2 separate regions of the Homo sapiens genome follow, and region 2 is linked to region 1. A link is an interaction called in ENCODE POLR2A ChIA-PET data of the cell type or tissue named here. Cell type or tissue: A673. All regions are shown on one strand. Region 1 overlaps TAFA3 (TAFA chemokine like family member 3). Region 2 holds the start of CTTNBP2NL (CTTNBP2 N-terminal like).

Evidence for each region. Peaks named below come from ENCODE experiments on the same cell type or tissue, not always from the same donor. Only the 100,000 strongest peaks of a DNase experiment are listed, where the experiment ranks them.
Region 2: POLR2A ChIA-PET joins it to region 1 with 9 read pairs; 10 of 35 experiments call an interaction of 5 or more read pairs at or near these places.

Annotation. Positions count from the first base shown.
Region 1 is chr1:112,725,589-112,728,088 of GRCh38, reverse strand. It overlaps TAFA3 (TAFA chemokine like family member 3), which reads right to left. Exons shown (of 6, transcript NM_182759.3): 6 at 854-1,460. The coding sequence ends at 1,449. Among named protein-coding and RNA genes, the nearest start is that of TAFA3, 7.9 kb to the right of the region's middle. In A673, no CTCF peak of the experiment used is centred here; no DNase peak of the experiment used is centred here; H3K27me3 peaks cover 1,287 bases.
Region 2 is chr1:112,394,730-112,397,229 of GRCh38, reverse strand. It overlaps CTTNBP2NL (CTTNBP2 N-terminal like), which reads right to left and starts at 1,016. Exons shown (of 6, transcript NM_018704.3): 1 at 958-1,016. RefSeq lists a silencer at 769-818. In A673, a CTCF peak has its summit at 2,353; a DNase peak (open chromatin) is centred at 1,109; H3K4me3 peaks cover 1,848 bases; H3K27ac peaks cover 2,207 bases.

The DNA.
Region 1 (2,500 bases):
TGAGGGTCAGAATTCAGCATCGTCCAGGTGGGTCTCTACTGACACCCCCCTCCCTAAGGCCTTGGTGATCTCAACACCCACAGTCTCAGAGGCTGCAATTCTCTTACTGATGAGATATCTAAGTAGCCCATGCCTCTGAGTCCCTGAAGCCTATGTGTCATCCCTGAGCCATCTAGTGTCAGCCTGACTGCACTGACCTTTAATTCTAAACGGAGGCTCTAGCCTTCCACCCCTGCTGCCCAGCAGGGGCCTTTGAAAAGAGAAGACTCTAACCAGTTCTACATCCCACCCAGAATTTCTCCTGGAGCCAGACCTTCTGAGAATCATAGCCCAAAGACCCCAGAAGAGATGGGTCAGAGTGGGCAATGGAGATGCCAGCTGAGCCCCAGCTGTAACTGAGTTGAGTGACCTCTGGGTGTCATAAGGCCTGCTTGAAATTTGGAGGATGAGAGTAGAGTGGAGACCAGATGGTCCCACATCCCGGTGTGTGGATATTCTGGATTATTTCAGACAGGAGAACAGTGACCTTAGTAAAAGTCTCTGCTCTAGCATCTCCCAAGAAAAATGTTGCTGCTGTCCAGCCTGTACTTTGCTGGTTCCAGTAACTTGACATAAAATTAACATGGGAGGCCTACGTTGGAATCCTATTATTCAGGCTAGTGGAAAGTCATCAGTCTTAGAGGTCTGGGAGCCCAGGCTATGAGATCTTGGGCAAACTGCCTCACCTCTCTGGAGCTGCTTCCTCATCTGTTAAAATAAGCAAACAAACAAAAACCTGAGGTGCTTGGATGGAGATGATTTTAAAGTCCTGTCCATCCCATACCCAATGAATGGCCCATACCTGTGCCAAAGATTTGGGAAGTTATTTGGCTTTATTTTTACTTTCCTTCCGCAAGTCAATCCAATCCCATCCAAATGAGATACTGCTGGTCTGGCATAAGGGGAGAGTGTTTTCCTGCAACATGTTAACAGCTTGCTGGGGATTCAGAACTGATGCGAAAGAGGGAGGTGGTGGGTGCTGAATGTGACCTCTTGTTTCTATGCCCTGTGGCCACAGGGTATCTGAAGAACTGTGGGAATCTCATTCCCAAACCCCCATCATGCCATAGCATGTGGCCCAGAAGCCGCAGTCTGGTATCAAGTACTTTAACCTAAATTATCTAAATTGTCTGTCATCAACTCTCCAATTCAACTGGACATTCCTTAAGGGCAGGAATTGTGTGTTGACCTTCGTGTCTCCAGAAAAGCCCAGCTCCACATTAGGTATGTGATTGCAGATCCATCCATATCTGCTGAGCAGCTTAACTGAAATGCCCCGGAAAGACTGATGCTGCATTTGACATGAGGCATGTAAGTGAATCCCCATCTTTCCTGGCTGATGACTGGATACCATTCTTCAGTTCACGGCTCAGTCAAGCCTTTCTTGTCCAGGCCGTGACCCCCAAGAGCTATCGTGTGACCTGGTGAAGAAGCGAGAGGGTAAGGTTAGAGAAGGGAATGCCTATTCCATTCCAGCATGCCAGAGACTACCCAGAATATGCAGGTCACTTAGAGGACATTGCTGCCAATCCTCTCACCCTAAAGCAGGCCGGAATGGGAAAGCATGGCCTGGTGACCCATGCAAACATACGTCAGACAAGCCTCCCCACTGTTTGCTTCAGAGTAGCTACCCAAATTGCAAGCACTTCCTTACAGGCCACAAACCCAAACCTATAACATGGTGACAAATGTCACAAGCTCTGTAGTGGGTCTCATTCTCTTCTGATCTTAAATATACTCAGAATGGCTGTCCCTCATCCCTGCCTCCGGATAGAGAGAGGATGCTCTACTTTAGAGCCAAACTTTTTCTTGCTGTAGCTCCTTTTGTTGTGTGCTCTGTGAAAATGGTTGCTCTCTTCAGAAGCCAAAGGCTGCCTTTCCTTCTCTATTTTTTTTTCTTTTTTTCTTTTTTTGAGATGGAGTCTCACTCTGTCGCCCAGACTGGAGTGCAGTGGCATGATCTCTGCTTACCGCAACTTCTGCCTCCTAGGTTCAAGCAATTCTCCTGCCTCAGCCTCCCAAGTAGCTGGGATTACAGGCGTGTGCCATTATGCCCAGCTAATTTTTGTATTTTTAGTAGAGACGGGTTTTCACCATGTTGACCAGGTTGGTCTTGAACTCCTGACCTCTTGATTCACCCACCTCTGTCTCCCAAAGTGCTGGGATTACAGGCATGAGCCACCGCACCCAGCCCTCCTTCTCTATTTTCTTATGTGTTTGCTTGTTTGCTGTGTGTGGTGGGAGGGAAGGAAAGCCAAAGGCAGAACCCTGGCTTGCCCTGCAGTGTCACTCTTCTGTACCAATGGTGACGGCAGAGCAATGCGGCTGATTAGCCATGACACACATGGAGCTGCTAACGAGTTTGATAAAAAATTTAATTACCCCTTGTTCTGTGGAGCAGGCAGCAAACCATGAAAATAATAATCCTCTTGGGTGCTGTGACAGTGGACAGAGAAATCTG
Region 2 (2,500 bases), 330 kb after region 1:
ACTGCTACTTATTTACTTATGTATACTGTTTCATTTGAAAACATGGTGTTATTCATTGACTGTCAAGCAACATATACTGCATTCCTGCCCACACAAAGCCAGCTCTGCAGATATCCAACACACCCACCTCACTGTGAAATATAAGATGGCTTTTCATCAAGTTCTCAGGGAGGAAATAGGGTGGAAAAGGAAAAATGAAACGCAATTCAAACCTAAGAAACCCTTAGAGGCTGGGTGCTCCCAGAAGGAACAGAAAGTAGAAGGAAGGTACAAAGGGTGAAGGAGAGGAGGTCCTAGTTCTCCCTCTTTCACAGTCCAAAACAGTCCCAAAACAGGAGAGCTCTCGACTCCTCACAAGAGGCCAGAGGATGCGAGGGGCTGCGGGAGGAAGACTGAGCATCAGAGAATGGGGGATGGGAAGAACTTAAGTGGGAGAAGCCGCTTCCTCCGTAAAGCTGGCTGTCTAGGTCGGTCTTTGATTTTTGCTTCGCCCCATCCCTCCTTTTTGGGAAACACCAATTTTATCTTACGGAGGAAAGCAGCTCCAGTCCCACCCTGGCGAGCAGGGACAGGTGTAGGGAGGGATGTTTGGCCTTCCGGGGGTACGAAATGGGGTTGGGGGCGGCAGCCTAGAGAATCGGTACCTGTGAGTCCTCTCCGCCAAGGCTGAGGTGCGGGGTGGGAGGTGCCTTTGAATGAGGGGTGTCAGAGGGAAGCCCCTTCTGAGGAGCTGGGAATCGACGAGGGACAAAAAGTAGCTGTGAGGACCCTCGGAGGATGAGGAGCCGCCTCCTCGGGGAATACCGGGAGGTGGAGGAGACGGCCCCGCCCCCTCAGGGGATGGGCCCAGAGGCCGTTGAGACGGCGGCGGGAGGCTACCGGTGCCCCTATCCTTGCTTTGCTCTTGAGAACCCGGCCTCCCAGCCATCACCAAGCCCCAGGGATAGTTGCTCCTACCTTTCCACGACGCTCCGGGCTCCGCTCCCCTCCGCCTCCACTCCCCATCCACAGCGGCTGAGGCTCCGCCCCCTCAGCCGCCCGGCGGGGGCATTGGCATTCACCAGCGCCAATCGCCTCCTTGCTTCTCCAGCCTCGGCCCCAATCCGCGCCGGCTGGAGGCGGGGCTTCTCCAAAGTCATTCAGGCTCCTCCCGGGGCCCCAAGATCCCTTTTGTTTGGGAAGAGCAAGGCCGGGATTGAGCTCGCGTCACTTCCGGGAGGAAGCGCCCTCCTGGGTCCTGGGCTTCAGGGTGGGCTCGCGCCCCTCCCGGCTCGGGGTCTGCAACTTTCCACCTCTGCGTGAAAAGTCTGGGCAGGACCGTGACTAGTGCTTCGTGCTTTTACCTGACTGTACGCGGAGTTTAGGAATGGAGGGCTCTGGTGGCCTAATCGATTGGGATTTTATCCAGAATGTTAATAAATGAAGTGGGCTTTGGTGTCTGCATTAGAATGAATTCGTTGTTGAAAAACCTGGCTTCCTTGCTCCCTTTTTTTTTTTCTTTTTTCTGGAAGCGCCTGTGGGCGTGGTGCTGGAAGCAAGGGTGCAAAGATGAAACACCTGGAGATCACCCTTCTCTCAACCACATTTTGTACAGAAGAGGATACTAACTTTGGGGGACATAAACCCAGCCGACCTGCCTTCCAGGCGGAAGTCAAATAATTGCAAATTTGTGTGGCAGGTTTTTCCACCCTATGCTTGCCAGCTGAGGCGACTTTTTTCTTTCCTTGGCCTCATTATATTGTGGGGAATGGTGTTTGCAGTGAAGTTGAAACAATGGAGAGTACAGAGGATGCAAGGAATGTCTGCCTTGTGAACACAGGAATGCAGATCTTGGTGGCAGCAAGTCTTAGGCAGGACCAAATAACTCAGAGAGGGGAGTGGATGTATAACTAGTTGTATCCCTACCTAAGGTCAAAGTTTCTGAATTCCTTTTCCACAGAATGGCTGTCAGCTCACAGATTGATGCAGCTGGTTACATTTACAATAACCACATTATTTAAAATACAATATAATAAATATTTGAGACGAATATTCATAATGCATAAATAATGTAGTACACTTAATACATTATCCCTAAACTTAGCAATTATAATTCGCAAGACAGCATTAGGGACCTAGTGCTTGCCTAGGCAGACAGTCCCCAAGGCAGATGCAGCCTGCCTCATGCAGTTTACAGTCTGACTGAGGGATGTGATCAGTTTGTGCGATTATAGTCTGAAAGAAGTAAACAAGTATTTATCATGTTATCACTGTGCCATGTACTTTCATTTAATGGTATTTGATGTCATTTTCAGTGCTGTATGAGAAATCTATCCTACAGTGTAGGATAGACATCATTGTGTCCAATTTACAGATGAGAAGATAGAGATTCAGAGAAGTCAAATAAAGTCATAGAGCTAGTAAATGGTAAAGAATTTCCAGTAAGGATGTATGACTCCATACTTATGCCATATTCTGCTCACTTCACACTGGCTCTCACATGCTGGACTAAGAATGGGCG